Linked DNA regions of Homo sapiens: region 2 is linked to region 1. A link is a loop called in an ENCODE intact Hi-C map of the cell type or tissue named here. Cell type or tissue: GM12878. All regions are shown on one strand. Links, peaks and the distances in the headings refer to the core of each region. The heading gives the core; the rest is flanking DNA. Region 1 overlaps LCLAT1 (lysocardiolipin acyltransferase 1). Region 2 overlaps LCLAT1 (lysocardiolipin acyltransferase 1).

The links. Peaks named below come from ENCODE experiments on the same cell type or tissue, not always from the same donor. Only the 100,000 strongest peaks of a DNase experiment are listed, where the experiment ranks them.
Region 2: it touches region 1 in a loop (1.9-fold over the local background); 2 of 110 quality-filtered maps call a loop at or near these places.

The regions. Positions count from the first base shown.
Region 1 is chr2:30,619,280-30,636,333 of GRCh38, reverse strand. The region is part of intron 5 of LCLAT1 (lysocardiolipin acyltransferase 1); the gene reads right to left. Among named protein-coding and RNA genes, the nearest start is that of CAPN13, 180 kb to the left of the region's middle. RefSeq lists an enhancer at 8,798-9,137 and a silencer at 10,765-10,965. In GM12878, for the core only: no CTCF peak of the experiment used is centred there; a DNase peak (open chromatin) is centred at 9,003; H3K27ac peaks cover 3,812 bases.
Region 2 is chr2:30,498,382-30,515,435 of GRCh38, reverse strand. All of the region lies in intron 1 of LCLAT1 (lysocardiolipin acyltransferase 1), which reads right to left. Among named protein-coding and RNA genes, the nearest start is that of LCLAT1, 60 kb to the right of the region's middle. In GM12878, for the core only: no CTCF peak of the experiment used is centred there; no DNase peak of the experiment used is centred there.

The DNA of each region.
Region 1 (17,054 bases), core at 5,420-13,419:
AATCACATTTCAATACTATCTCCATACCACTGTCAACAGCACTATTCACCTGGGTGCTGAGAATGCCAATTAGAGGCCTCTTAATTTAACTTTCCTACTCAACACAAATATTCTAACGAATATTTCACAAAATTGCCAAAAATACTTCCTCTGCCTCAAATATTCAGCCTTTTTTCCTGACGTATTTCATCTCAAATCCCTTCAATGTCTAGTTCAAATGCCAAGGGTTCTAAGAAGAAGCTTGTTCAAGTACCAAGGCCCAAAGTGGCCTTGCCCCCTGTGAATGCTTAAAGCACGTACACTGATAACCTCATTTGGGTACCTGGTTGCCATCCTGTGCCCTTACTAGATGCTCAAGTACATTAAGGGCAAGGACCATGTCTTTGCTTTTTTAGACTCAGTACCTAGCACAATGCCCTCCACTAAAAAGGCTCTAGAAATGAGTAGTTGACCAATATTTGTATAGTCTGCTATCTTCTCATCTAAAAATATAGAAGATAATTATAATGCTCTCTCGATTGAGTTGTGTTAACAATTTGGTGAACTAATGTACAGTGAGCTCTTTGGACAGTACTTGGCACATAGTAAGTTTTGGATGTTAGCATCTACTACAATTTCTATGACTTGTTCCATGGTATTTTTTTTTCTTTCCAACTTGGGTTCTATGAAGTCTTGGTTCTGAAAGAATTATAACAATCTTGTGAAGGGGGAAAGGGTTCACTTTACAAAAAGGTAATATTCCAAAAGTTTTTTTAAAATTGCTTGTTTAAAATCTAGAACTTTAGAATGATATTATAATTTAATTAAAATGTCATCTATATTATAAGCAAGTAAAGAGTAACACTGTAATGTTAGAAACTAAAAAAGACAAAGTGATGAAGGGAACTAGGTGTGGAGAGAAGAAAGACAGCTTACACCTTGACACTCATTTCCTTGAGCAGTGCTGGCAGCCTAGGCTTTCCTTAAGCATCATAGAGACTCGAAAATGTGTTAACTCCAAAAGCAAGAGAGGAGGAAATGGAGAATGGCTTTTATACAAGGAGGGAGAGTTGACTATCTTGATACTTTTATTTTATATATATATATATTTGTGTATATATATATATAAAGACAGGGGTCTTGCTATGTCACTCAGACTGGTCTTGAACTCAAGTGATCCTCCCACTTCATTCTCCCAAAGTCCTTGGATTAAAGATGTGAGCCACCACTTCTGGCCTGTCTTGATAACTTTAAAGCTTTATATTAAGTAAATATCTCCAAACACAAAAGCCACAAAGCCACATGTAACTCTGTACTTCTTGAGTAGAAGAGCCAAATTCTGTGCAGGTAGAAGAACTGATTTCTCATATCCTATCAAGACCTTCTGGCACCATGGCCTCTGGCACAGGGAGCCAGTACCAACAAACAACTGAGCTTCTCCGTATAGGGAACAGGTGAAAGAGGTTAGCATGGCCTTGGGGCTTGGTTCATATGAAACTGACAATAATGAAATGGATAGTCAAAAGTTGAGATGTGCCTCTTTCATTTACCATTTATAACTGGGCTAAAATACTGTAATCTGTAAAGAAAAAAATGTACCTGCAGTTACGAAGGATTTATACTGCCTTTAAATCTTTTGGCATGAAAACAACAGACTTTTAAATAGGCAAATTAAGGTGGCTGTCACCAGTAAAAGCCATTTTTAAAAGATCTCATTGCTTTTTAGATGCTTTAAATTATTATTTATTTTTATTTTGAGATGGAGTTTTGCGCTTGTCGCCGGCTCACTGCAACCTCCACTCCTGGGTTCAAGTGATTCTCCTGCCTCAGCCTCCCGAGTAGCTGGGACTACAGACGCACACCACCACGCCCAGCTAATTTTTGTATTTTTAGTAGAGATGGGGTTTCACCATGTTGGCCAGGCTGGTCTCAAACTCCTGACCTTAGGTGATTGGCCCACCTCGGCCTCCCAAAGTGTTGGGATTACAGGCGTGAGCCGCCGCGCATGGCCAGATGGTTTAAATTATAAATCTAGATGCTGTCTATTCTGTCATCTGTCTATACGGGCTTTAGAAAACGGGTTCGTTCTGTTTCAGACACTGTGACTATTGGAAAGTTTCATATTTTAATATTTTATAAAGCCAGCACTGTGTTAGAACAACCACACTCACTTGGGCCCATAGTTGTTTATACCTTGGAAGAATGAAGCACTTGCTTAATATTTCAAATCTTAATTTTTAGTCTCAGAGTGAGGAAATCTTGAGTACTTTATTCATGTTTAAGTTACAGAAGCTTACAGGCTATAACTGAATTTTACAAATGTAATATCCAGCATGAAGTGTCTCTGAGCACATCAAGCTGAGCCCACGACTATTATAAGAGTCCCAGCTCACTGAGAATGGGAGGGAGCCCAAATCCTTACACATCTGTACGTTTAAAACAAAAGAATGGAAAGAGGCTTTTGTAGTCTCTACATGCATAGTACAGTGAAGAAATCCTGGTTTGCTCATGCCTAAGTATCAGATCCAATTATATAGTTCAATGACAGAATAACACAATTTTTTTAACTCAGTGATCTCATAACAACTAAAATTTTTCTTTCTCCATTCCACAATCAAATATATGCAGACTATATAAACATGTAACTTATTTTATTTATTTATTTATTTTGAGATGGAGTCTCGCTCTGTCCCCTAGGCTGGAGTGCAGTGGCGTGACCTCGGCTCACTGCAACCTCCGCCTCCCGGGTTCAAGCAATTCTCCTGCCTCAGCCTCCCAAGTAGCTGGGACTACAGGCACACACACCACGCCCAGCTAATTTTTGTGTTTTTAGTAGAGATGAGTTTTACCATGTTGGCCAGGATGGTCTTGATCTCTTGACCTCGTGATCCGCCCGCCTCGGCCTCCCAAAGTGCTGAGATTACAGGCGTGAGCCACTGTGCCCGGCGACATGTAACTTATTTAAGATTACATTTTAACACCTGCTTTAAAAAAATTAAAATAAAAATCTATTTTCTATTTTCCAGATCTAAATTCATGAATCTAACTGCATGGATTAGAGTTTTGAGTTAAGTAGCTTGTCATCTAAGATGCATTTGAGTTGAAAGGAAATGCTGAGGCTGCTGATTTTGTACATTGTTTTTCAAATTAAAAAGAAAAGTTACTCTAAGAAGATAAAACTTGGATTTAGTAACTCAGCAATCATTCACTGTGCCACGTTGACATGGACATGTAACAGTACATAGCTAGTAATAAAGCATGACAGATTGGCACTAGTCAGTACATTTTGAAGAACAGTCTTGAATGGATTGATTCAGATATATTTAGACTAAAAATACCAATAAATAATATACCTTTCAGCTTCAAAATAAAAGGGTATGCATGAAGCACTTAAAACCAACTGGTATTAAGGCTCAAACAGTACCATTTTCTTTGAGTATTAAAATACTATTGTTTCCTACTAGGAACATTATTAATTTCCCCTTCTACATAAGTTGAATACTTAAGGAACAAAAGGTGCAGTCAGGCAGCTCTCAGTCCTGCCTTTTACCAGCTCTACGGCTTTGGCATGCTCACTATAAGCCTTGGCTGTAAATGGACACAATAGTCCCTACCCTCGTAGGGTTTTGTGAAGAGCAAATGGGATATGGACTTTACAGTGCTTAGAGAAGTGTTGGGCACATACTCTTCACAGGTTGTTCTTGTTGTATCATCATTATTCTTCCTCTAGGTGGGATAATCACCATTACCACTTGATGTGAATTTAGATTTAGGTTGCTATCCTTTACCTTCCTTCTTTCTCCTTGTCCTTTGAGAGAGATGAAGTCTGTTATAGGGCATGATGTGGTTTATTCTCAACATGCAGTCCACTCCTCTCCCATAGCATAGAGGGAGAAGCAACTGTTTAGAGGACTGACTCTGGCTCTGAGCCCTATTATGTCTGGCATATATTCCTCTCCATCCCTACTAACTCACTCCTTAGACATTTTAAGTTGTCCCATGGCATTCAGAATTGGAAGTTGATGATCTGTGCTCTAGGATCATTGGCCACCTGTCCCATCTTTTGTTGTTGTTGTTTTTTATTAAGTCAAGGATAGTACTCAATCTTTTTCTAAATAAGAACCATTTTGAGCTTCAAAGTTAACCTTCAGCTGGAAAGTTAAAACTAAAAATGGTATACTTGTGAACAGTCTTGCTTATTCAATTTCAATTTGATTCTTTACACATATTTTTAGAGACACCTATTTTCACATTTCTATCCTAAATCTGTTGCACTGTTTGTGTTTTGTATAAATGGTGAATCTTTTCAGTGCTGTTTATCTCTCCCAATGAATACTGGTTCTCTGGATCTTCAAAACAAGTTTAATTTTCCAGATAGAATAAAAATATGTCAACATGTTCCAAAATTTGACTTTAACACATTAATAGATCACTGAAAATCTGAATAACAGTATGCACTTGCTGAGGCTGGAGTTAAAGAAGCAATGTGAAATTTAAATCACAGCTCTTGGAACTCTCATATATAAAAAAATGAATAGCCCCAAGTGCCTAGCTATTAACAGTACTTATCTACTATGTCTATATTTTACTGATAATTTCTACAATTTAAAACCGTGGAAAGTCAAGGCTGAGTACATGTTAATTTCAAGCTTCTTCAGTGAAAACATCTGAAATTTGCAAGGAATATTTTTCACATAATGCATTAAAAATAAAAGGAAAAGTAACTTTGCTACTATACTGAGCTTCCTAGCAAGTGTGATAAACATTGACCTCTACTGGATCTGGCAACATCTTGATACTTCAAGGGCATCATATAAATTATAATCACACTGGCCCTTCAGCACCCTGAATATTTCCTTTGTGAGAGATGCCAAGTGTGGTGTAGGGCATGCTGTGGTTTATTTTCTAACATTCAGTCTACTCCTCTCCCATAGCACAGAAACATAGCCTTTAGGATACTGACCTGAGCTAATCATGGCAACCCTATATCCGTTACTGGGGACTGGTTCAGGAATAAGTTCACTACTCAATTTGGGACAATGAGACATGAGAGGAGTATGTCTAGGGCTTCTAGAGAAAGTTGTCTTGCTCCCAAGAGAAAGCCCTAAGAAAACCACATACAGAAAGCCACAAGAAAACCACATACAGCTGACACCATAGAGGTCAGAATGGAGATAGAAGGTACCAGGACCTAGCTCAGATGGCTGGGTGCCAAAATCTAACCTTTAAACATAACCTATTGCTAAAGTTGTGGCTGTGTCAATGCATTTCCTTACCTTTCAACCTGGTTTAAATCAGGTTTTTGGCTATAAGTAGTTAAAGTATGCTAACTGATACAGTATCAACTGGTGGGAGTTAATCATCAATTACAACTTACAGGAGAAATTTTTGGCATTTTCTGTTTTTGAACAGGCTTTCTATTTCTTTTGAGTGTTCTATTTACCATCTACTGTTACCCTAACAGCATGCAAATCTCTGACTGATATATATGTGGACCCTAAGGAAGCATTTCTCCAGTATCACCTTAAAGATTCATACTTTATTTCAAAGTACATTTTGGCTCATATGAGGTCAAGTCCCTTTTAAGTGACTCAATGCCATTCATCCTAAAAAGCCAATGCTGAGAAATGGACTTCTCTCAGGTGAAGAGTCAGGGTTCATAAAAAACTACAGATAGTCCTACATGTGGGCCTTCAAGATTATTTGAAAAAAGTAGAAGGCTGTTTTCTCTGTGCTTCATATTTAGACATAAAATTTTATATTAGCATTATCACTTACTTTTTTCATGTGATACTTTCTCTGAATTCAAAAAATATTTCCCTTATTACAAAAGGTAATAGAAGTTACTATAGATAAATGAAGAAAATGCAAGTTAAGTCTATAGAAGAAAAAAACTTGAATCATACCAACTGATTTCCTTCAGGTATATATCCTTCCATTTGTTTTTTCCTCCCCAAAGTTCAGGTGATACTTATTCACATAAAACACCTATGGAAGTGGATATTGTTATAGACAATTGTATCCTCAAGATTCTTATGTTGATGCCCTAACCCCCAATGTGACTATACTTGGAGATAAGCCTTTAAAGAGGTAATTAAGATTAAATGAGGCAAAAAAGGTGAGGCCCTGATCCAGTATGACTGGAGTCCTCATAAGAAGAGGAGGGGACACCAGGAATGTTCATGTCCAAAGAATATCACGTGAGGACACAGTGAGAAAGTGGCCATCTGCGAGCCATGAAGGAGAGGCTTCAGGAAAAGCTGACCTCGCCAACACATGATCTTGGTCTTCTGGCCTCCAGAACAGTGAGGAACTAAATTCCTTTTGTTTAAGTCACTCAGTCTCAGTCTGTGTTATCTTGTTATGGCCTCTCTAGCAGACAAATACGTACATAACATGTACCTTAAAAAAAAAAGATCTAGAAATGGAACCATACTGTAATACTGTCATATAATTTATTTTTCGTGCATCTTTCCATCGATGCTGTTAAAGACTTTCTAAAACATGTTATAGATGCACAATATTTGATGATATAGATATCACATTAAAAAAAGTTTTCATATTTCTAAGTTTTTTCCACAAAAATCACGTTTAAATAGATACCTTCATAAGCTTAACTAAAAAGGATATGAACACCTTAACAGGCTTTAGCTACATGTCGGAAACTGACCAGAAACATCAATTTAAATGCACACCAAAAATGTATAACAGTGCTTTCCTTTTCACACTCTTACTAATGCTTGGTATTGTAATTTAAGAAAATTGCCCAAGTATATAATTTTTTTTTGTTTTTTGAGATGGAGTTTTGCTCTTGTTGCCCAGGCTGGAGTGCAATGGCGCGATCTCAGCTCACTGCAACTTCCACTTCCCGGGTTCAAGCGATTCTCCTGCCTCAGCCTCCCAAGTGGCTGGGATTACAGGTGCCCACCACCATGCCCGGCTAATTTTTGTATTTTTAGTAGAGACAGGGTTTCGCCACGTTGGCCAGGCTGGTCTCGAACTCCGGACCTCAGGTGATCCACCTGCCTCAGCCTCCCAAAGTGCTGAGATTACAGGGGTGAGCCACCATGCTCAGCCTCATTTTGTATTTTTATGTCTTTGATGAGAAAAAATAAGTTTATTGGAAAAACACTGTGGTAATATAATTTATTTGTCATCTTCTTATGACTTTGCAAGAGTTCTTTACCCTCTACCATATATAGAGTAAATGTTTTCTACATACTAATTTTGCCATATAGCCACTCTTGAGTTTATTTTGTTGGATTTGCTCCTCTGTAAATGCAGCTTCATTTTCTTTATCCATTTTCTATAAGTTGTTTGTCTCTATCTAGTCAATTTGCAAAGTCCCTTCTTTATCACAGATTATTAGTCCTCTGTACACTGTGTTGCAAGTATTTTTATAAATCCATTATCTATCAATTGACTTCATGGCATCTTTTCCAACCCATGTGTGTGTCTAGTCAAGAAAATTTCTGTTATAGCTTCTGGATTCCTAGTTTTGTCTGTCAGTCCCTAATATACATGTATCCTATATTTCTCTGAAAGATGAAATACGTTTTTTTCTTTTAGCCTTATAATCCAGCTTTACTTTCTTTCAAATGGATATCAGTTTTTCAAGCAAAACAACTCCTCGTTTCTCCTTGTACTGAAATACCAAGTTGGTATTTCAATTATGGCACCGATCTCCTTTCCTCTTGTATTAAAATACCAACTTGGTCATTTATTAAATTCTCACATATATAGATATCTAGTTTCCCTTCTCTCTTCTGCTCCACTGATCTGTGAGTATTCTTGCTTCAAGATCACACTGTTTTCCTTAGTGACTCAATATCTGGTAAAGCAAGTGTGCCTCTGTGTTCTTTTTCAAACTATACTTGGCTTCTCCTGGAACAACTGTTTTGCAATACAAACTTGAAGAGCATTTAATTCAATTCCAAAACAAATACCTTATATCCCTCCCAAAAAACCTGTCCTGCAATTGCATTTGCATTATATTTACATAACAGTTTTGGAAGAATTGGCAATTTTATATCCTCTTCTCAACCAAGAAAATGGTATGCTTTTTCTTTCCTTTTGCTCAAATCTTATTTTATGTCTTCTAATAAATTTCAGTTTTCTTCACATAGCTTCTGTGATGTTTTTTAAAAAATTTATTCCTAAACAATTTCATAATTTTTATCACATAATTGTGAATAGAACATAATTGTGAATACAACATGTGTTTCTATTTCTGTTTTTAGGTAATCACTGCTAGAATAGGGACAACTCTATTGTTGTATATATATAGCCAACTTACAAATTTTTTTTATTGTAATTGAAATTTTACTAGACTTTTTGACCTTATAGATTGCAGCAAAAACAGTTTTATGGTCAATTTTCCAGTCTTTTGGTAGTTTTATTGCTTTCATTAACATTTACTTAAAGTTTTGAATTTAAAATGTGAGTTTTAAAATGAGATCTTTAGCATATAAGATGCTGACTGCTGAGTTTTGGTAAAAATCATATTAAAGTAGTTAACTTCTATTTTATTTTCCTAGTGTTTATTAGGAATGGCTTGACTTTATCAAATATCTTTTCAGCATCTAAGAGTAGAATGTTTTTTTAAAAGAAAATATTAGTCAAAGACCTGTATGAACCAGTCTTTGTAGTTAAAAGGAAAAAAGAAAGAAATCCAAAGAGAAATTGAAAAATAATAAAATTATAGTGTAGGCTTCACTATTTCTACCATAACTGAACAACTCCAGTGATAAAAACTAGTTAAATAAAGGAACTGAATAGCTATTGATAAATGTGACTTAATAGATTTATACAGACCTGTGAGAAAACATTTTAAATGGTCCATTTTTAAGGCATAGTAAGTCTAAGTACGGGCAGCTAGCCTGCGAACATAACAAACTGCATGGCTCATGCACCTAGAAGGTCACAAAATAAGGAAACAGAATGTAGAGGAGGGGTCAGCCTCTAAAAGCGAAGAAAGTTTCGTTATTGGGAAATCGAAACTTAAGTGGGGAAGGGGACCAGGGTATAACCTTATAAGGCGGATAATGAGACTTAGGTGACATCAGAGAAGATTGTAACCCCAGAGTACTCGACCAATGGGGAACTGGGGGAGGGACTTGTGTGCTAGGAGATAAATTATCTGTTGTAGCTGGCCTGGGTGTGCCTGCCCACCAGACACCCCATCTTGCAAGATCGCTATTAAAATAAGTCTCACTTTTGCTGTTCTTTGTGCCTCTAAGTCCATTCTTTGGGTTTGGATGGGTGAGTGTGTTTCTCACAGACCCATCTGATACTCAAAAATATTTTAAAGGTATCAGTAACCATGAGCATTTATAAAAAATCTGATTACTTACCTAGTGGCAAGACAATTTAAACACATTTTGTAAAAACTGAGACTTTATGATGCACATTCTCACATCAAGATTCCATAAAAATAAATAATAAAATATTCCTCTTTTTAAAAAAAGTTTAGATAACCCATGGATAAAAGATAAAATCAAAAGGAAAATTACGAATTATCTAAAAAGCAATGAAAAAGAGAATCTATAGGATACAATGAAGACTGCAATAGAAAGAAAAATTTATGACCTTACATGCTTCATTACTAAAGAGGAAAACTGAAAAAGAGAAACTACTCATATTGAAAATTAGAGGGAGAAAAAAAAGAATACAAATGGAAAGAGAAAGAGAAAATTACTAAAGATAAAAAGCAGTACTTAATATAATAAAACTAAAAAATAAATGCAGAAGTTAGTTATTTGACAAGATGAGTAAGATACTTAAACCCTATGGATCTGACTGAGGGGAAAAAGCATAAGTATTTAAGATTACATACAGTAAACTAAAATCATAAATACAGAAGAGCTTAAAGGATTACGAAAACATGAATCTACACACGTGAGAAAATCACAAAGACTTGTATACAACATATATACATGTGTAAATTCATGTACTCATAATCCTTTACATTCATATACCTTGTTTTCATTATCATTTTTCAGACAGGGCATTCAAAATTCAATGTGAAAACAAGAGCAGTAACAAAGTATATTTTATCTTACTGTTGGGCCCAACAAATTTGTTTACAAGTTGCCAAAACCCCTGCAAATGAAACAACAAAAGCCTAAAAGAGGCATGAGCATGTGCATAATCTACTAATTTGCTGGTCTTTGAAATAAATGAGACCAGAGACAGCATATTATTATAGTTTCTATGTTCTGATGTTAGGATTGAAGGTGATTAATGAAGCACGTGGCTATTACTATTTATTGAGTGCCTCTGATGTGCCAGGCATTATTCATGCCACAAATTATCTACAGAGCACTCACGGTGCCAGTCACAGCTGTAGTCATCTGGGGTACATGGGTGAACAGAAAAAGAAATGCTTGCCCTTACAGTTTATCAGTGCACACAGTCACTTTTAAGTATCGTAAGAGCCCTTGAGAAATTATCTTTCTTTTATACTTGCAGAAACTGAGCCACAGAGAAGTCATTTGTTGAAGATCAGTTAGTGGTCACTTATCGTATGACTCTAAAGCCTTTCCACTATGCTACTTTACTTTCTAAAAATGGCATATTAAGAACAGGAGCTACAGAGTCAGACTGACCTGGTTTTGTACCCATCAAAACTATAGCAGACTGTTTAAATTACATTCTTGTAAATCTACAAAATATATAACAATACAGATTAACCCTGTAAAAATATGCCCCAATATAAAGTCTAATGTTATTAATCTCCCTACCATCTTTCTGTGTGATTTTGCATATAACAGAGTTTACTACAATTTCTTTCTTTTCTCCATTGAGAGGAAAAGTAAATTTGGCTGAAGATGGGATATTATCAGTGAGGTAGGGGGCAAGCTGCTGTCTTCAGGAGTAAGACAATTAGAGAGTAGAAGGTCTCTGGTAAGTTACAGATAGCAGTTTTGTCTTTTCCATGGCCCTGGTTGTAATAGCTCTCATTTCATTTCTAACTGAGCTTATTTGGATCTTCTCTCTTCATTTTTTGGTTAATCTCACTAATGGTCTACCAATTTTATTTAACTTTGCAAACAGCCAGCTTTTTGTTTCATTTATCTTTTGTATTTTGTGTTGTTTCAATTTCATTTAGTTCTGCTCTGATCTTGGTTCTTTTCTTCTGCTGGGTTTGAGTTTGGTTCTTGTTTCTCTAGTTCTTTGAGGTGTGACCTTAGATTGTCTGTGCTCTTTCAGACTTTTTGATATAGGCATTTAATGCTATGAACTTTCCTCTTAGCACTGCTTTTGTTGTATCCCAGAGGTTTTGATAGGTTCTATCACTATTATCATTCAGTTCAAATAATTTTCTAATTGTTGACCTGATAATCATTCCGGAGCAGGTTATTTAATGTCCATGTATTTGCATGGTTTTAAGGGTTCCTTTTGGAGTTGATTTCCAGTTTTATTCTGTTGTGGTCTGAGAGAGTACTGGATATAATTTCATTTTTCTCGAATTTATTGGGACTTGTGGCCTATCATATAGTCTATCTTGGAGAATGTTCCAGGTACTGATGAATAGAATGTATATTCTGCAGTTGTTGGGTAGAATGTTCTGTAAATATCTGTTAAGTCCATTTGTTCTAGGGTATAATTTAAGTCCACTGTTTCTTTGTTGACTTTCTGTCTTGATGACCTGTCTAGTCTGGTCAGTGGAGTACAGAAGTCCCCCACTATTATTGTGTTGCCATCTATCTCATTCTTAGGTCTAGTAGTAATTGTTCTACAAATTTGGGAGCTCCAGTGTTAGATGCATACATATTTAGGATTGTGATAGTTTAATGTTGGACCAGTCCTTTTGTCATCATATAATGTCCCTCACTGTCTTTTTTAACTGCTGTTGCTTTAAAGTTTGTTTTGTCTAATATAGGAATAGCTACTCCTGCTCACTTTTGGTGTCCATTTGCATGGAGTATCTTTCCCACCCCTTTACCTTAAGTTTATGTGAGTCCTTATTTGTTAGGTGAGTCTCTTGAAGACAGCGGATACTTGGTTGGTGAATTGTTATCCATTCTGCCATTCTGTATTTTTTAAGTGGAGCATTTAGGCCATTTACATTCAATGTTAGTACTGAGATGTGAAGTACTATTCTATTCATTGTGCTAGTTGTTGCCTGAATACCTTTTTTGTTTTCTTCATTGTGTTATTGTTTTATAGGTCCTGTGAGATTATGCTTTAAGGAGGTTCTATTTCGGTGTATTTTGAGGATTTTTTCAAGATTTAGAGCTCCTTTTAGCAGTTCTTGTAGTGCTGGCTTGGTAATGGCAAATTCTCTCAGCATTTGTTTGTCTGAAAAAGACTGTATCTTTCCTTCAGTTATGAAGCTCTTAGTTTCGCTGGATACAAAATTCTTGGCTGGTAATTGTTTTAAGAAGGCTAAAGATGGGACCCTAATCCCTTTTAGCTTGCTGGGTTTCTGGTGAGAAATCTGCTGTTAATCTGATAGGTTTTCTTTTACAGGTTGGTTTCCTGATGCATTTGCCTTACAGCTCTTAAGATTCTTTCTTTCATCTTGACTTCAGATAACCTGATGACTATGTGCCTAGGCGATGATCTTTTTGCAATGAATTTCCCAAGTGTTCTTTGAGCTTTTTGTATTTGGATGTCTGGATCTCTAGCAAGGCCAGGGAAGTTTTCCTTGATTATTCCCTCAAATGTTTTCCAAACTTTTAGATTTCCCTTCCTTGGGAACACCAATTTTTCTTAGGTTTTGTTGTTTAACATAATCCCAAACTTCTGGGACGCTTTGTTGTTTTTTTTTTCCCCCATTCTTTTTCCTTTGTCTTTGTTGGACTGGGTTATTTCGAAAGCCTTGTCTGAGCTCTGAAGTTCTTTCTTCTACCTGTTTGATTCTATTGCTGAGACTTTCCAGTGTACTATGCATTTCTCTAAGTGTGTCCATTTCCAGAAGTTGTTTTTTATCTATGCTATCTATTTCTGTGGACGGTTTTCTGTCCATATCCTGTAACATTTAAAAAATTTCTTAGGGCCAGGTGTGGTGGCTCATGCCCGTAATCCCAGCACTTTGGGAGGCCAAGGCGGGTGGATCACAAGGTCAGGAGATCGAGACCATCCTGGCTAATAAGGTGAAACCCTGTCTCTACTAAAAAATACAAAAAATTAGCTGGGCGTGGTGACAGGCGCCTGTAGTCCCAGCTACTCGGGAGGCTGAGGCAGGAGAATGGCATGAATCCAGGAGGCGGAGCTTGCAGTGAGCAGAGAGCACGCCACTGCACTCTAGCCCTGGCGACAGAGTGAGACTCCGTCTCAAAAAAAAAAAAAAAAAAAAAAAAATTCTTTGAATTGGTATTCACCTTTCTCTGGTGCCTCCTTGAATAGCTTAATAGTCGAACTTCTGAATTCTTTTACAGGCAATTCAGAGATTTTGCCTTGGTTTTGATCCATTACTGGTGAGCTAAGGTGATCTTTTGGGGCTCTTAAAGAACCTTCTTTTGTCATATTACCAGAATAGTTTTTCTGGCTCCTTCTCATTTGGATAGACTATGCCAGAGGAAAGATTGGGGGCTCAAGAGCTGCTGTTCAGATTCTTTTGTCCCATGGGGTGCTCCCTTGATGTGGTGCTCTCCCCCTTCCCCTAGAGATGAGGCTTCCTGAGAGCTGAACTGCAGTGACTGTTACTTCTTTTCTGGGTCTAGCCAACCAGCGGAGCTACCAGGCTTCCGGCTGGTGACTGGGAGTGTTTGCAGAGTTGTGTGATGTAATCCATTTTCAAGTGTCTCAGTCGTGGATACCAGCACCTGCTCTGGTGGAGGTATTGGGGGAGTGAAGCGGACTCTGTGAGGGTCCTTGGTTGTAGTTTTGTTCAGTGTGCTGTTTTTTGTGTTGGCTGACCTCCAGCTAGGAGGTGGCACTTTCCAGAAAGCATCAGCTGTGGTGGCATAGGGAGGATACAAGTTTGCCCTAGGGCTGTCTGGATAAGTATTTGGGTTTCTCAGGTGGTAGGAGGGACAACAGAGCTCTCAAGAAATTTATGTCCTTTGTCTTCAGCTATCAGGGCAGGTCTCAGAGAAAGACCATCAAGTGAAGTCAGGGTTAGGCTGGTCTGAGCTCAGGCTCTACTTGGGCAGGGCTTGCTGTGGCTGCTGTGGGGGATGGGGGTGTGGTTCTCAGGCCAATGGACTTATGTTCTCAGGTGGATTATGGCTGCCTCTGCTGTGTCACACAGGTCGCCAGGGAACAGTGACAGGCCTCACCCAGTTCCCATGCAGCCTGAAAGGCTGGTCTCACTCTTGCCGTGTCCCCTCAATAGCTCCAGGTTTATTTCCAGGCAGCCGGTGAGCAGGGCTGAGAACCTGCCCCAGGCTACAACCCCCCTCACTGAGAAAGCAAGCAGGGCTTTCAGGTTTTGTACCTCCCAGCCTGCCGCATCTTCTGTGATCATATCTGCACTCCCTGTTCACCATCTTCACCAGATTCCGTCCAGGAAACTTCACATTCCATCAAAGTTGTTACAAAGTTCAGCTGGAAGATTCCTTCTCCCTGTGGTCTTTCCCCAATTCCACTGGCAGTCCTCCCCAAGGACCCCTGTGAGAAAAAGTCAGAAATGGCTTCCCTGGGAATGAGAGTACCCACAGGGCTCTCCCCACTGCTTCCTCTACCCCTGTATTTTGCTTGGCTCTCTTAAATTCATCTCAGCTCCAGGTAAGGTCAAATCCATCTCACAAGATCTGGACCTTCGGGTTCCCCTTCTCACACTTTGGTCGCTCACAGTTTTTTGGCTGTCTCACGGAGCCTGCAGTAGCAAGCTGCTTCCATCAAAGGGTCTGTGGATTCTCTCAGCTTTTATGTTTCTGCAGTATTTCTTGGATCAAAAGCCCACGATGTGAGTCTCTACAGGCTGCTCTGTCCATCCAAGTCGGAGCTGAGAGTTAGTTCTGCCTCCTACCCGCCATTTTTTCCCCATCCCTTCTTGTAAGGGCACTAATCTCTTTCATGAGGGGCTCCATTTTTATAAGCTAATTTCCTCCAAAGGCCCCACCTTCTAATAAATACGTCACATGGGAGATTGAGGCCTCAATATAGGAATTTTGGGGGAACACAAACGTTCACTCCACAGCAACATCAAAACATTCATTGTAGTAGTAACTTTTTGTTTAAATTCAATTAGAACATGAGAGTCAACATCTGGATGAGTAGTTACTGATCCTAAAATTTAAGCAGGGAGAATAACAATACATGAGGGGTAAATAAGGACTTTCAGTGGGTTGAATAGTGTCCTATCAAGATACCTGGCCACCGGAACTTCAGAATGTAACCTTACTTGGAAATAGGATCATAGCAGATTTAAGATAAGGATTGAGATGAGATCATCGTGGATTCAGGTGTCTTCTAAATCCAAAAAAAGCCTTTACATATAGAAATATGGTGAAGACAGAGGCAAAGGTTGGAGTTATGCAGTGACAAGCTAAAGTATCCCAGGAGTTGCTAGAAGCTGGAAAAGGCAAGGAAGGATTCTCCCCTAGAGCCATGGGAGGGGTTTGTGGACCTGTCAGCATCTTAATTTTGAATTTCTAGTCTCCAGAACTATAAGAAAACGAATTTTTTATTGTTTTAAGCCACGAAGTTTGTGGTAATATTTTATGGCAGTCTAGAAAACTAATACAGTATTAAGAAATATCTAATGACAAGGATTGCTTTTTTCGTAGTCTTGATTTTTGAGGAAGGAAATTTCTTCTAAAGTTTTATTGCAGTTTTGAATTATAAAGTGGCATATTTTGAGAAGAAGGAAGCATGATCACCCAACTATTATAAATAGCTATATGCAAAATGGAGACTTCTAATTTTCTAAATCTGTCTGAACAGGTGAACTGCAGGTTCCTATGGAAAATAGGTTCCTATGGAGCTGCCATTTTACAGCAGTTACTACAAACTACAGAGATCTGTTCCTTAGTTGAGGAAGAGAGGCTATATGACAGTAGTTCTCAAACTCTAGTAGCCTAAGAATACTTGGGGAATTGAAAATGAAGAGTTCTGGGCTTCATTCCCAAAGACTCTCCCTTAGTTCACACGGCTGGGATGAGGCAAACTGTATTTTAGCAAGCACTCCAAGAGATGATGATCACATACAGGGGCTGGAAAGGCCACACTGGGGAAATAAATACTGGGTTATGGGGATAGTTCTAAGCAGAGAGGACCATGGGAAGTTGTATTCAAGAGCTGGGTTCTGGAATCAGATAAAACCCTAGGTTTTTTTGCTTAATTCCACTCCTTGCTGATGTATGGCCCTGAGAAACATACATAACCTTGGGGAGGATTAATTGAGATTATCCTTAGTAAGTGATCAACGAATGTTGCCTATTAAAATTATTTTAAAATTTATTTAAGGCAACAACAATTTTAACTTACAGGACAGAGTGAATTACTCAGTAATAACAGTTAACTACCATAACTTGTGCTCATATAGCAGGAGATTTGTTTAGGGCATTGAAAATAGTTTATTCCCACTTTGGAACCTGGGAGATAAATCTTGCTAGATATGATTCTGGATAACTCTGGGACACGAAATGACTAAGGATTGGGGGGAAAAACTTAAAGGGAAGAAGGCAAAGATAAGCTCTGCCAATACTGCAATTTTGCCTGAAGATCCTCGTGGCTTCTAAGTTTACCACTCAAAATGAATTCTTGCTGCATTTGGCATGCTCAGCTTATTAATGACAAAGTTATTTACCTGGGCTGGGTTGAATAGTGGCCTTCCTGACCTCTAATTCAGCCCAGTTTTTCAGTTAATCCCAATCCTTTATTCACAAGGAAAACAACCAGAAATTCTTTTAAAAATAGGTGCATGAGTAAAGTATCTTTTTTATTAGCACTAGAATATCTTGTAAAGTTTCATATTTGTAAAAACCTTTATTGGTGGGATAAGATGGAAAGTGAAGGTGGCAAGGAATGCAGATACCTTATAGAGGTTTACTGACTAATGCCAGGGTGAGCTGGAAAGCAGATCTGGTGGTCTGGAGCCTGAATCCAAAAGAGAATGCTATGGTTTTGGTGTTAGAGCCATGTGGGGAAGTAAGTTTCATATTACCATCTTTTCAACACCA
Region 2 (17,054 bases), core at 5,870-13,869, 120 kb after region 1:
AGTTCCTTGCTCAGGAAGGAAACATTTTCATAGAATCTCCTTAGTTATTTTATTCACATAACAAGTCAAGTGTTAGCAACTAGCGTTACTCTCAGAGTCTAATGGGGAAGCTAAGTACGAAAATAAATGATTGCAATTCACTGTGATACATGCTGTAATAGAGGGATAGGAGGTATGCAACAGGTGTTAAGGGTAGATCAAAGTAGACAAGATGAACTCTGCTAACAGGGATTAAAGAAGGCTTTAGACTCTTGGAGGAAAAGTGGTTGTGGGAGGGGAGAGAATACTCCAGGCAATAACCTACAGAGTCACAGAAATTTGAAACAGCATGGCTTAATCAGAAAACTTTTTAAACTCATATTACTGAGGTATAGGTATACAATGGGGGCAGTGGGGGAGCGGGGGTTACAACAACATAGGCCTGAGGGAGAAAGTACACACACCCAGGCCAGGATGGCCAAGAAAACCACATTTGCCAGGTCACTAGGGGTGGAGGAAAAATATCTAAGGCATATGAGTCATGTTTTAGGATAAATGTTAAAAGTGAAATGTATATAAACGTTTCAAAAGTGAAATGTATATAAACATGAACTCAATCAGTATACAGATTGATTTTGTTAAGAGCCTGCTCTGGATCCAAACAGAGAGTGCATGGGACTTGTTGGCAAAAATCCCAGGACTGACAGACGCTGGTATCACAGAGGTCTGTGATGCAGCTCCAACACTCAACAGCCAGAGGATCACAACCACATTACTTAACCTGGACACCTCACTTATAAAGTTAGGAGGTTAGGGGAAAACCTCTCTGGGGCCTCTACTAACACAGAAATTCTAAATATAGGCTACCTTTTGACCACCGAATACCTATCAGGAACTTTACAGAGGGCTCTTGGTATTTACATATTTAACATCTAGAGATTCAACTATTCATGAATAATCCAAAGGTCATAACATGGAAGTAATCTGCTGAAACTCAAAACTGAATTGTGAACACTGCAAGGCTGATGTCAAAAAACAAACCATTTAGGTAGTAATTAATGACTCTGGCCAACTGTCTAGTATCCTAATCTCAAAAAGCCTTTATTCTGTTCTACTTACTTCATAAGCACTTCTTGGGGGAAGTGATATGCTACAATAGATTTGTAAATGTGAAGGTTCAAAAGGACCTTGTTATGTCCCTTGACAATGTCAAGTATGTCCTAAAATAGGCACTTTACATTCTCACCTCATCCAAACAAAAGCCTCAAAAGCAAGTTGCTGATTTATCAGTAGTACTTACAAGTAAAGGAATGAAAGATTTAGTTCCATTAACGAGTCCCTGACACTGTTTATATTGAGAGAGCTAAGAGAACCTATAACCAAGGAGATTCTCAGAAAATGCAGTTGTGAGCCCCCAAAATTTGAGACAGGTCTCAGTTAATTTAGAAAGTTTATTTTACCAAGGTTGAGAACAGGCACCCGTGACACAGCCTCAGGAGGTCCTGAAGGCACGTGCCCAAGGTGGTCAGACCACAGTTTGGTTTTATACATTTTAGAGAGACATGAGACATCAATCAACACATGTAAGATGAACATTTGGTTCTATCTGGAAAGGCGGGACAACTCGAAGCAGGGAGGGGGCTTCCAGGTCATAGGTAGATAAGAGACAAATGGTTGCATTCTTTTGAGTTTCTGATTAGCCCCTCCACAGAAGGCAAGCAGATATGTATTTATCTCAGTTAGCAGAGGGGTGACTACGAATAGAATGGGAAGCAGGTTTGCTCTAAGCAGTTCCCAGCTTGACCTCTTCCTTTAGCTTAGTGATTTGGGGGGCCCAAGATATTTTCTTTTCACAGAGAAAAGAATCCAAAACTGCAGAGAGTTTAAAGGCCAAAAAGTAAATAATGAATAATAAAAGCATATAATGAATTAAGCATATTGTTTAAGCAAATGCAAACTCATTCATTCATGAGACTAGGGGTCAATAAAGTACACACAAAACCACTCAACTACATTATACTAAAGTTGCACTTCTTGCATTTTTTACTCTAGTAACTAGGGAACCCTAGAAATTCCCCATTTTTTCCAAAAATGCAGGAAAATGAAAATTAACTTGTGCTGACTTATATATACATATATTTATTGATATTTATATATTTAAATACATATAGTTAAATGTAGCAAACAGTATATTTATATATAACTACACATTAATAATTAATCTAAACTCAGTTTAGATTCAACAAATTTTCCAGTGAAAAACCCTAACACATCTTTTGTGAAATATGTTCATTAGTAATCAGTAAAATATAAATTAAAGTACCATTTTCCTTCTATCTCATTAGAAAAACTGAAAATATTCACAATATTTAACATTAGCAGGGCTATAGATACAAATGTATTTTTCTATCCTGCTACTAAGACTGTAAATTAAGTACCACCCTTTAAGTTAGTAATAAGGCAGTACTTGTCAAGACAGAAATGTGCATTTTTAATTAATAATTATATTTCAAGAACTCTATCACGCAGAAATATTTATAGGAGTACACAGAGAAATGGATACAACATTGTTCATGTAAGTATAATTTGTAATAATAAACAGTGGGCAATAATAAAGCCTACCAATAAGAGAAGGGGGAACATTTATTTTAACATTTATTATGAAATACTAAGCAGGCATTCAAGAGAATAAGGAAACTCACATCATCTGATATGACTGGGTATCCTTGACATTCAGTAAATAAAACCGATTGCAAAATATAATAGATGGCATGATCCCATTTTTGCCTTAAGCCAAATTTTTTAAAAATGTGTACATCTATGTATATTTGTGTATGTGAGTACATGTATTTCTAGGTGTATTAATAGGTCTGATTTCAACAGAGGGGCATAGTAAACTCAAGATTATGCCACAAAGAGGCTATCTGGAGATAAATATCCTCTCCTTAATCTCCATCCACCCTTTTATCTCCTTCGAGGGCTTCCTTCCCCTTGACCTCACCCAACTGGAAATAAGAGAAAAGTGTGCCCCCTGGGTCTCTTGAGGCAGACAAAAGAAAAGAATGGAGAGCGTGTCCAGAGGGCAAAGAGAAGACATCCAGCAGAACAATATCAACATAAGGAAAATGAGGAGTTACAAAGCATTATCTAGAATATGATAACCTTTTATATATACATTATACAGTGGTTAATTTTTTCTATTTTTGCTTACATAAATTTATTAATTTTGATAAAAACAAATGTGTCATGAAATAAAATAAGAATTCCAAAAAACTAAAAACAAAACTAAAAAGGTCTGAAGAGTTTCATATTAAGATGAAATATCTAATTGTGCTCTCTCAAAAAACACACTAAAAATCCCACACCTACAAAGAATAACCAAAAAAAGAACAACATTTTAAAAGCTGGAAAGCAGAAAGCCAAATGTTGACTATCCTGGCTGACCTGCAAAGACAAAGTGTAAGCCAGCAGAGGAAAAAGTTGAAAACAAACCCACAGAATCCTCCTAAGGCCTAGGAGGCGGAAGCATCAGGTACTGCTGGATGCAAATGGAGATGAATGGCAGTTTGCCAAAATAAAGAGGATTAGGTAATGAGTGAGGGGCAGGTGGATTCCTAGATTCCCTTCTCTCTCTGCACCTCTGGGTAACTGTCCCTCTCCTACCGCAGCATAAACTTGCATGTCTATTCTCTAGAGAAGGTAAAACAGAGTTTCCCAATTAGGAAATGCACAGTTTAGGGCATGGTCACCACTCTAAGAACAGTGGGATTAAGTGACCATATACATGCTGAATCCTGAATGCTAAAACCTCAGACCATCTTCCCTGGATGAGCTCTCAGATGGCTGGCAACAAGATCTTTGGTCCTATGCCAGTTGTCCTATAGAATATTCTGCAATGATGGAAATGTTCCCTAGTTATGCTGTCCAAAACTGCAGCCATTAGCTACATGTAGCTATTGAGCATCTGAAATGTGGCTAGTGCCATTGAAGAAATGAATTTTTAACTTAATTATATTTCAATTTAAATAGCTACATGTGGGTAGTGGCCACAGTATTGAACAGCACAGTCCTAGGCAGAAGACAGGAGTGTACTCTCTGGGATGTCTGACCAGGCTATGAGGAAAGACAAAAATACAGAAACAGGCCAGGCGCGGTGACTCATGCCTGTAATCCTAGCACTTTGGGAGGCCGAGGCGGTCAGATCACTTGAGGTCAGGAGTTCGAAAATACAGAAACATTGAGGGATTCCCTAATAAACAGCCCACATAAATCACCCCTCAGTAAAGCCCAAAGTTCACAAGCCTCACCTACGTGCAAGCCTCTACTGGCTTTCTAAATCACCCATTTTTTATTAGGAACAGATAATGAGACTTCTGAGCAAACACTCTAACATGACATTAGAGACTAAATTAAACAGAAAAAAAAGTATACTTGAAGGAAATAAACTATTCAGGGGAAAAGAAAACTTCAAAGAAAACTATCTTTAACATTTTCAAAAAGACAATAAATACTGCAATCAGGAAACAATAACATGTTCTTGTGGGAAAATAAAATGAAGAAAGGAAATATCCAGAGAATAAAAGAGCTACTGAAAGTTTAAAACAGCAAAAATGATTAGCAAAAATTATACACGACCAAAGAGTTAGAAAATAAAGTTGAGAAAAAATCTCCCAAAAAGCCCAGCAGAAGATAAAGAGATGGAAAGCAGAAAGAATATATGAAAGGGCCAAGACACGAGGTCCCATATGCCAGTAATACAAGGGCCAAAAAGAGTTGTGAGAAATTGGAGAGGGGGAAATCAGCAACAACAATCTCAAAAAAATTCCCCGGAACCGGAGAAAATGACATTCCACATTAACAGAGCCTACTAATAGCAAAGATAATGGATGAAAACAGATGTTCACCAAGGAATACCACTGTAACTTACAGAAGAGTGGAGACAAAGAACGTTCCACAAACCTTCTAGAAAGGAAAAAACAGGTTACATACAAAGGATTAAAAATTAGACCAGCTTTGAACATCTCAGCAGCCAATACCAGGAGCAAGACAAAAACAGAACAAAAACTTTAAGATTCTAAAGAAAATTATTTCCAACCCGTCCCTGTAGCAAGTGTTAGAGTAGTTGGTAGAAAAACACTGTCAGACATGCCAGGTGTAAAAGTGACTTCCCATACAATCTTTTAAAAAGAAGCTACTGGAAAATGGGCTCCACTAAAAGAAGTAAACAAAGACTAAGGGAGATCTGAAATACAGCAAGTAAGAGATCATCATAGATGAGAGGTCAAGAAGGATGATCCTGAAAGGGAGATTTCAGGGTGACAACTATACATTAGATAGAGAAGGCATTCGGTCCAAATTCTGAGAGGATGGCACAAAAGGAAGACTCTCTGAAAGTTGTTATCACCAAAATCCTTGCTACTAAACAAACCATCTGTTTGAGTCAAGAATAGAGTGTCCAGGTGAACCTGGCACAAATCCTAATCTGTACTTGGCTTCTTGACCATGTGCTAATAAAATTCCTGCTCTCCCTGCCACATTTGGCTTCCACATCAGCTGATGACACTGATTTTATCTGTCATATAGCACTCTGCTTTGTTGGGCGTCGTGGCTTATGCCTGGAATCCCAGCACTTTGAAAGGCCAAGGCGGGTGGATCATTCGAGGTCAGGAGTTTGAGACCAGCCTGACCAACATGCAAAACCCCACTCTACTAAAAATACAAAAATTAGCCAGGCATGGTGGCATGCATCTGTAGTCCCAGCTACTTGGGAAGCTGAGGCAGGAGAATCATTTGAACCCAGGAGGCAGAGGTTGCAGTGATCAGGCCACTGCACTCCAGCCTGGGGGAGACAATGAGACTCTGCCTTAAAAAGAAAAAAAAAAAGTATTCTGCTTTGACCTAATCCTGAAATATGGAGACAACACATGGTGAATTTAGAAACAAAATATATTCCCACTGGACAGCTATACTATTCAACACCCCATTCATGTTGAAAACTCTCAATAACTGGGCTTTTAAGGAACATACCTCAAAATAATAAGAACCATCTATGACAAAAACCACAGCCAATATCATACTGAATGGACGAAAGTGAAGGCATTCCCCTTGATAACTGGCACAAAACAAAGATGCTCTCTCACTACTCCTATTCAACATAGAATTGGAAATCCTGGCTGAACAATCAGGCAAGAGAAAGAAATAAAGAGCATCCAAATAGGAAGAGAGGAAGTCAAACTATCCCTGTTTGCAGATGACATGAACCTATATCTAGAAAACCCAAAGTCTTGGCCCAAAAACTCCTTAAGCTGATAAACAACTTTAGCAAAGTCTCAGGATACAAAATCAATGTATAAAAATCACTAATATTCCTATATACCAACAATAGTCAAGCTGAAAGCCAAATCAAAAACCCAATCCCATTCACAATTGCCACAAAAAGAATAAAATAACTAGGAATACAGTTAATCAGTAAGGTGAAAAGATTTCTACAAGGAGAACTACAAAACACTGCTCAAAGAAATCAGAGATGACACAAACAAATGGAAAAACATTTCATGCTCATGGATAGAAAGAATCAATATCATTAAAATGGCCATACTACACAAAGTAATTTATAGATTCAATGCTATTCCTATTAAACAACCAATGACATTCTTCACAGAACTAGAAAAAAACTATTTTAAAAATCATATGGAACCAAAAAAGAGCCCAAAGAGCTCTTCACTTTTTGCTTAGGCAATCCTAAGCAAAAAGAACAAAGTTAGAAACATCATGCTACCCAACTTAAAACTATATTACAGGGCTACAGTAACCAAAACAGCATGGTACTGGTACAAAAACAGACACATAGACCAATGGAACAGAATAGAGAACCCAGAAATAAGGCATCACGCCTACAACTATCTGATCTTCAACAAAGCTGACAAAAACAAGCAATGGGGAAAGGACTCCCTATTCAATAAATGGTTCTAGAAGAAGACTGAAACTGGACCCCTTCCTTACACGATATACAAAAAATCATCTCAAGATGGATTAGAGACTTAAATATAAAACTCAAAACTATAAAAACCCGGAAGGCAATACTATTCTGGACATAGGAACTGGCAAAGATTTCATGACAAAGATACCAAAAGTAACTGCAACGAAAGCAAGAACTGACAAACGAGATTTCAGAAAACTAAAAACTTTTGCACAGCAAAAGAAATTATCAACAGAGTGAACAGACAACTAACGGAAAGGGAAAAAATTTTTTCAAACTATGCATCTAACAAAGGTCTAATATCCAGCATCTATAAAAAACTTAAACTTACAAGAGAAAAACCCATTAAAAAGTGCGCAAAAGACATGAACAGACACTTTTCAAAAGAAGACATACATGTGGCCAACGAGCATATGAGGAAAAAGCTGAACATCACTGATCATTACAGAAATGCAAATCAAAACCACAATTAGATACCATTTCACACCAGTCAGAATGGCTATTACTAAAAAGAAAAAATAACAGGTGCTGACGAGGTTGCAGAGAAAAATGAATGCTTATATGCTACTGGTGGGAGTGTAAATTAGTTCAACCATTGTGTTAAACAGTGTGGCAATTCTGCAAAGACCTAAAAACCCACAGACCCCTTACTGGATATATACCCAAAGAAGTATAAATTCTTCTATCATAAAGACACATGCATGTGTATGTTCACTGCAGCTATTCACAATAGCAAACACATGGAATCAACCTAAATGCCCATCAATGGTAGACTGGATAAAGAAAATGTGGTACAAATACACCAGGGAATACTATGCAGCCATAAAAAAGAATAAGATCATGTCCTTTGCAGGAACATGGATGGAGCTGGAGACCATTATCCTAAGCAAACTAACGCAGGAACAGAAATCCAAATACCACATGCTCTCACTTATAAATGGGAGCTAAAGGCTAAGAACACATTGACACACAGAGGGGACACTGGGGCCTACTGAAGGGTAGAGGGTGGGAGTCAATCAGGAAAAATAACTAACAGGTACTAGGCTTAATACCTGGGTGACAAAATAATCTGTTTAACAAACCCCCATGACACAAGTTTACCTATATAACAAACTTGCACATGTAAACCTGAACTTAAATAAAAATATTTAATAAAAAATTTGAAAAGACATCAGTTAATCCCTGTTAAAATTATTTTTTGTTGTAATCTCTAATCAAATACTCTACTAGAAAAGCAATCCTTGGGAGTCAGTTAAAACAAATATATCAGACAACTTTATAATTTTTCCAAGACAACTATAAGCAACACATTGATTTTGATTCAAATGACAAAATCAAATACATAAAATTAAAGTGAACACTAACGTCAATTATTGCATATATAGTATATGCATATACAATAACAGTCATTATTACAATTATCATTAGCAATAAAAATAGAAATATTTTAAAAGACAGCTAAAATAATCAGAACCTGATTACTGAGATTATTCTGCAATCTGAAGGAATTGAAATATGTTCATTATTTATGCACCACTCTTCTTGTAAGCTTCACAACCAGACACAGTCAAACTGATTGTTTTTTTCCATAAACGTTAGTGAAATATTTATGAGCTAATTAATTTCTTTTAAATCTATGGATAGATGCTAATTTGCACAGCCTCATTCTGATGAACATGTCTGCATTTTCTAACTGCTGTTAAAGAGTGTATGCAAGCCTTTCTGTGCAATCTACAAGGATCCATGTAATTTTCTTTCAGAACTTAGTAACATAAACTGTCCTGCCTAAAGAAATGGTATGTTTCTTTATTCCCCCAATGAGAACTGTATTTGTTTTCCTTTTGAGTCTCAAAGGCTCATAGCTAAATTTAACATTCAATTCCAGGAAGAAAGATTATAGCTATTACTATCTCTTTCTCCTCTTTCAATCTTTTATTTGTATTCTTAATAGCATTATCACGTGTCTTTTATTATAAAAAACTTTAAATTCCTTTAGGAAGCGACTATTAATTAAAAATAAATAGAATGTTACCATTAGTGACTTTACTCATCTTTACTTATTAATTTTAAAACACTGTCTCTATTATAGTACGGTTTTGAGAAACCATTAGAAATATTTAAAAATTTATGTTAAAAATATTCCAAAGACAGAAAAGTATATTCCTTTAATAAACAAATCATCAAAAGAAAAAACCTTTATCTGTTTGGAAAAAACAAACAGACAACAGGAAAGGAACAAACTACACAGTTTCATTCTTCCGAAACAGAACAAAAGAATAATACTTTCTTAGGAACAAAAAGAAGTTACAAGATAACAAGCTTTTTAGTTAGGGAGAACTTAGGAGAAATAAAAGCCCAGTTCACCAATTCTGAGCAAACACAACAGGACAGTTAAAGAGCAGAATGGGGCCAAACTTCAGTTATATGTACCCAAAATGAAGCAAGGAAGGACTCTGAACCGTTAATGGATTTAATAAACAAGCCTGGTAATTCCCTGGGGGAAGTCTGAGAGTTCTTAAACCAGAATAAAGGTGGTTTAGGATTACCTCAAAATGACACAACTTATCTCTTATTACTTACCTCTTGAGGTTTACTGAAAGGTTTAGTGTGAATTAAATATTCACAGTTCTCCAAACCCTGATATAATTATCTTGCTTAAAATTCAAGATAATACATAGAAGCCAAGTATATGCTGTATGGTTCTTCTTATCTGAAGTTCAAAAACAGATAAGCTACATTATAACGTTACAAGTACGAGTAATGGTTATCCTTGGGAGGTGTGGAGCAGGTATAGGAACTGAAAGCACCAGGGAGCTTTTAAGATTTTGGTAATACTCTGTTTCTTTAACTGGCTGCTGGTTACACAGGGTGCATTCACTTTATTAAAACTGAAATTTGTGATTTATGTACTTCTCTATATGTATGTTATGACAATAGTCACCCAAAAATGTTACATGCATAAAATAATTTAACCTGAATATTTTATAAATCATCTAATTAGACATATGCTGTTCATAGGAAGAAAATACAAATGCTCAATAAATATACAAAGAAATGTTCGACTTCACTATTTTCAAGAAAATGCAAATTAAAACAATAAAACTCCATTCCCCTCTCCTGTAGATTGTTAAAAAAAAAAAAAAAAAAAAGTTTTGCCCCTGATATTCTAAAAATCATTGTTGGTGTCCTTGCCTTCACAGCTGGAGGGAGTATCAAGTGGTATACCCAGTTTAGAGGGCAAACTGATAAGTAGGTATTGCTATTCTGAATATCATTAATTCCCTCTTAGTATTTACCCTAGAGAAATATTCAACTGAATGTACAAAGATGTTTCCTTGCAGCATTGTCTGTAACAGAAAAAGAAGAAACATTAATGTCCACTGATGGGGAGAGAGCTAAATTAACTATGGTACATCCAAATACTATGACACAATATGCAGCAGCTGGAAAGAATGCAGTCAAGCTGTATTTTCTAAACTGATCTGCTCTCCAAGATGTATTGCTAAGAGAAAATGCAATACCATTTTTGGAAGGAAGGAAACCACACCCTCCCCCAAAAGGCTTAATGCCATATGGTTTATATAAATAATTACAAATGCACAGAGATCTGTCTAGAAGAATACCTGCCAATGACACATGCGGTTGCCTCTATGGGATGGGACAGCTGTGACTGAGGATGGTGGTCAAAGGGAATTAAACCTTTCTCTAATGTTTCATAGAGAACATTTCCATTTGTTACTTATAGGGTTAAAAGGAAAGAAGGGAGAGAGAAAAGGAAGGGGAGAGGAAAAAGAAGTAGCTTAGCTGTAGCCAAAGTAAGTTGCCTGTCAGTAACTGCTATTTTTCCATGATCCCATAATCAAAGCAAAAAGATTAATGTTAAGGTAGAAACAACCCATACCCCTTAGGAAGATGATTGCTTGCCATACATTAAGCCCAAAGTAAATTTTCAACAACAAGTTAGAAAGACTGAAAACATAAATTGAGATAGGAATGATAAAAGTATTTAGTAAACTAAAACTACATTGGCACCACCAAAGATCCTGAGCCTAATAAAACCATCATTTGGTTTACTGAGTAGCATTTATCTCTTCCCATTTGAAGTTTAAGCTCATGTTTTGTTTTTCCCTTCATGAGACACAGCCAGAAAAATTATTAATATAATAAAAGAACTAAGTGATGAAGTCAGAAAGCAGGTTTACTGAAATTAAATCCATCTACACAAAATATGAGCCCATAAATATATGTTACATGTAATATATGTTATGTTATGTAATATGTTATATATGTAATGCATATTATGTGTAATATGTTGTATATGTTTATGTTGTGTATATATGTGTAATATATGTGTTTATATATACACACACATATATAAACACACACACACACACACGTAAGTCCCTTAAGCATGAAGAAAGTTCTAGCAGAAATTTTCTCTGCTCACAACTCAAAGAGGCCAGTTGTGACAGTCAGGCTAAGACCTCACATCTCCTGTGACCGGCTAAGCGTTCTTTCCATTAGAAGGGGATCTTAGAAGGCTAAGGAAAATCAACTAAAACAGAGAAAAGCAATTAATATACAACCAAGGCCTGAGTCTTGAGGGAGAACAGTGCTCAGTCAAGCTAGGACAAAATGCAAAGACATAAAGAAGCGGACTTCTTGACATTATTTTTTGTGGTACACACTGCACAGTGATTGGTTTAGTCACAAGGAAGTTTTTCCATGGTTTCAGATTTCTGTTTGGTTTTGTTTCCTCCAAACTGTTTCAAACAATCTGAATTATTAGCAGCAAACTTTTAAAAATATCACCATTTTTTTCTTCTCAAACAGCAAGTACACTATATTTCAACAATTTCCTGTTACTACACAAAGTTTCCTTTCAAGATGTAAAAGTTAAAACCACATACACCCATGCTAAGTGGAACTCTATTATGTGAAATCATTTCAAAATGATTAGGGTAACTCTAGTATACTCCACCTAGCTGTTATTTAAGGGACTACTTTTCAAATTACTTATTATAGTCCTCAAAATGTTAAACATAGAGTTACAATATGATCCAGCAAGCCCAGTCCTAGATATATAAATCCAAGTGAAATGAAAACATATGTCCACACAAAAACAGGCACATAAATGTTCATAGTGAGATAGGAGACCTGCAGGACTTGTTTTCTGGTCACAACCCTACTGGCCAAAACAGGATCTGGCCCAGACAAGATGAAGTGAAAAAACAGGCAGGCATCTAAAGATGGCAAGGAAAGCAATCCCTAGCTGCCCCCATTGTCCATTAGCATAAGACACTCCCACCAGCGCCACGACAGTTTATAAATGCCATGGCAATGACCTGGATGTTACCAACCCCTTCCTTGGCAAGGGCCTGGAAGTTACTGCCCCTTTCCTAGAAAGTTCTAAATAACCTGCCCCTTAATTTGCATGTAATTGAAAGTAGGTATAAGTAAGTATAAATGCAACTGCCAAGAGACCATACGTTGCCTACTCTGGGCCCACTGCCTGTGAGTTAGCCCTGTTCTGCAAGGAACAGTACTGCTCAATAAATGACTGCTGTCACTGGCTCACCCTTAAATTCTTTCCTGGGTAAAGCCAAGAATTCTCCTGGGTTAAGCCCCAATTTGGGGGCTCACCTGTCCTGCATCAATAGCAGCACTATTCATAGTAAAGGAGGAAACAACCCAAATAGACTTCACTTGTTGAACGGATAAACAAAAGTGGTATATCTATCAGTAGATATTATACTAAAAAAAAGAGAGAGATGAGGTACTGACACATGCTACAACATAGATGGACTTTGAAAACACTATGCTAAGTGAAAAAAGCCAATCACTAATGGCCACATGGTATATTATTTCATTCACATGAAATGCCCAGACCAGACAAAGCTACAGAGACAGAGAGCAGACCAGTGGTTCCCTAGGGCTGGGGCTGGGGACAGTGGGAATGTGAGGTGACTACTAATTAGTACAAAGCTTATGAAGGGGGGGTTCTAAAATTAGACAGTGGTGATGGTTGCACAGCTCTGTGAACAGTCTAAAAACAATTGACCTGTACAGTTTAAATGAGTGAATTGTAGATGTGAATTATATTTCAAAACAAAAAAAATAATATGTTACTTAGCTGAGAGATTATCAAGACATGAATAACTAACCACTTCTGCCCTGGAAGTCATGAATGCCAAAGGAAAAAGAGAAATTGTAAGAATACCTATCACCTTACAAATTAGAAACAAGAACAAACACAAGCAAAGCAAGAGAACAAAAGGGGACCAAAAACTAGAGAGTGAAATCACTGAACAAAAAAAGCACTAGATAGAAGTACATCAAAATGTTACCAATGGCTGTCCCTGCATAGTGAGACTGGTTTTTTCCTCCCTCCCTAACTTTTATTTTCCAAATTGTGTGCAACTAGTATAATTTTTACATATTAACAAAAAATATCCCAGCAACATCTGTTCCGAAGAGAAAAATCAGAAGCCAGGATTTCTTACGTTAAAGAACTGGACAAAAGTCCATCACTGATATACATATCACTGAGGGTAGCATTAGCCACTAACATAAAGTATAAAATTTGAATTATACAATGTTAAACTGGTCCAATGTTTTTCATACATATAAAAGTTGATATTCAGACATTAATCTTTTTTTCTAATATAGAATTATTGAGATTCATTGGAAGGCATAAAATACCACTGTTTCAGGGGAGGGCATCCAACAAGTGATTTGACTGGACAAGTAATAAAATGCTTTCCTTCATGTTTCATATTGTATCAATTATTTTTTCTTTTCTTGAGACAGAGTCTCACTCTGTCACCCAGGTTGGAGGGCAGTGGTATGATCTCGGCTCACTGCAACCTCCACCTCCTGGGTTCAACTGATCCTCCCACCTGAGCCTCCCAAATAGCTGGGACCACAGGCGTGGGGCACCATGCCCAACTAATTTTTTTTTTTGTATTTTTTGATAGAGACAGGGTTTCACCATGTTGACCACCGCACTCAGCCTACAATCAGATCTTTAAAACACAAACTGCTCATATTCTTTACAAAATCTATAGTTACATCATTATCTTTTATAAAAGACTTTTTTAAAGTTACAGATTAATGCAAACTGAATGAACACACCACCATTTTGTCAAATAAAACAGAGGCATTTGTTACCAAAGCACTGGGGGTTTGGTCTAGGTCCCTGCTGCTTGCAGCACAGAAAGCCAATCACTGAGATGAGTATTGACAGAGAAAAAGGCTTTAACTGGGTGTCCAGCAAAGGAGACGGGAGATCAGTCTCAAATTCACCTTCTTGCCCAACTAGAATCAGGATTTTATAAGCAGGAAAGAAATGTAACTACACACACACACACACACACACATACACACACACACACACACACAGAACAAAACAAAACAAAAAACGGAATTAGGGAGTGGTAAGGAAGAGGAGTTGGTCAACAGGCAGCAGGTGGTTGGGTCGGGCAATCATGATGGGTGAAGGGGCTGGTGTCTCATTGTCCAGATACGGTGATTTGGTAAGTTTCAGTTCTCTTGATACTATCTGTGAGGCCTGATGGTTGGTATCCTGAAAAAGGAACTCAGATAAGACAACAGTAACTGTCTCAGGTTTTAAGCCCGAGAGGGTCAATTTCTACGTTTATTCAAAAGAAATTATAAAATCAGTTCTATGGGACAAGTGGGCTAGTTTCATATCTGTCATTCATATTATTTTTTCTTTTAATAGATACAAGCAAAATGATGAAAATATTTAAATCGGTTTCCCTCTTACAATCGGTTCTTCACATAGCAAAGGGTAGTTTACCCACAATGACTCATGAAATGTATTCAAGGGTTCAGCCCCCTAAATCTATCTGCTATGTATAAAGTATTTTTCTGCAGAGAGGATCCCTAACATTTTTCAGATGGCTTTGTAACTAGAAAGAGTTAAGGCATTATTGCTTTAGAAAAATAATTCAGCAGCAGCCAAAGATAGTCTTCTACTGGAAACAAATTCTAGAGAAGTGCTTAACTCTCATAAAACTATATTGTGTAATTTTCATTCATGAAACAAGCTTATCTAGGCAATGAGGTAAAGCCACAGATAAAGCATATATAGTCACTATTCTACAAAACAACTCTAACCTGAGTCAAAAAAACCATGAAGTACTGAAGAAGAGGTAGAAATAAGAGATCTATTTCTTATGTATGTATTATAGGTAATATTATTTTGTTTCTACTTATTGGCATTAGATTTTGTTTATTAAATACTTGAGATGTTTTCATGATTAACACCTCATAATATGAAAGGAATCAAATAATTTTTTATTCAAAGCATTTCTGATTGAATTCTATCAACCATGGAATTCGGTGTAAATGTTACTAATGTTAATAAAATGGGTGTTTTCTTTCACTTATTCTCAAAGACAATGGCTTTATATAAAAGTATATTTTGTACAAATAATAACAGGGTCAATTACTCAAACATCTGCTTGGCTATTAAAATGCTGACCCTTTTATTCTCTAGATTTACAAAAATCAAAGTAAGTAACAGATGGAGAATGACCATAGAACTCTATTTATCTTAAAGTGTTTCATGTAGCACATTCTTACCATTAATAAATAAAAACATAGTTAATGTGACTGCCAAAAAAAGACTTTATTTGGTAATAAAATATCATGAAGGCTTAAGAAAGGCAATTGGTACTTGCAGGATGTTTTTAAAGTTATTTATAGGATATACAGATGGAACTTTTTTATGGCCAAAAAGAGACTATTTTCAGAACAGTATAATCATTAAAATACCACGGAAGACATCTTTGAAAATCTGATAAATCTAAAAGCCACATTGCCTATACAATCACATATCACAGAAATTCAGAGTTCAAATAGGCTTTAGAGATAACTTACTCCACTGGCTTGCAAACTTCTGGACCACGAAACTCTTTATCCAAAAATCCCAAGAAGTCTCATATGAAACAAATAAAAACACAGCAGTAGGCTGGGCGCAGTGGCTCACTCCCGTAATCCCAGCACTTTGGGAGGCCGAGGTGGGCAGATCACCTGAGGTCAGGAGTTCGAGACAAGCCTGGCCAACATGGCGAAACCCTGTCTCTACTAAAAATACAAAAAATTAGCTGGGCGTGATGGCGGGCACCTGTAATCCCAGCTACTCGGGAGGCTGAGGCAGGAGAATCGCTTAAACCCAGGAGGTGGAGGTTTGCAGCGGGCTGAGACTGCACCACTTCACTCCAGCCTGGGCGATAAGAGCGAAACTCCGTCTCCAAAAACAACAACAACAACAAAACACAGCTGCTCTATTTCAGAGCCCAACCCCACTCCTCACCTCTATCAGGACCTCTCCTTCTTAAAGGTGTTAAAGAATATCATCCGAAATCAGTGGCCCAACTAAACCCTTTCTATTCTAGATGAGGTAACAGAGATCAGATTCACTTTTGACAGTTTATTTTCCTTACTGCTAAGAAAATTTTTATCCAGACTGCCTGGTAGTTGATTTACACCTTATATAATCTACATTTAAAGTGAGTCACAAACACGTAACTTTAGAGATAGAAGGAGCCTAAGGGCAGGCTTCCCACTCTCAGTCTGGTCTCTCCAGTCTACTCTACCTGTATTTAAAATTGGTTGCATTAAAAATGAGTATTTTTTCAGAAATCATTAAAAGACATGGAACAAAAGAGAAATACCGTATAAAGAACTTTACAAACAATATTCCAATCCTCACAACTCTATAAGGTGGTTAACCATATATCCATTTTACAGCTGCAGAAAGTGAGCTCAGAAACATTCAAACATGCCCATGAGAGAGGATAAAGTAAGAAATCGTGAGAGAGGATAAAGTAAGACACCCGTAAGGCAGGCAATTGGGGTGAGTCCTTGGTAAAACTCCTTCAAACAAAGAAGCCTGAAAATCAAACTGCAGGCCCCAGATAAGAAAGAGCCCATGTCCTTCAATGGAAATGCTTACTCTGTGAACCCAAAACCCTTTGGATACATTTCTCTCTCCTTGGCATGCCTTAGTCCCTTACTTTTCACCTATTTGACATATGTCTACTTTTCTGTAAGTAGCCACGGGCTA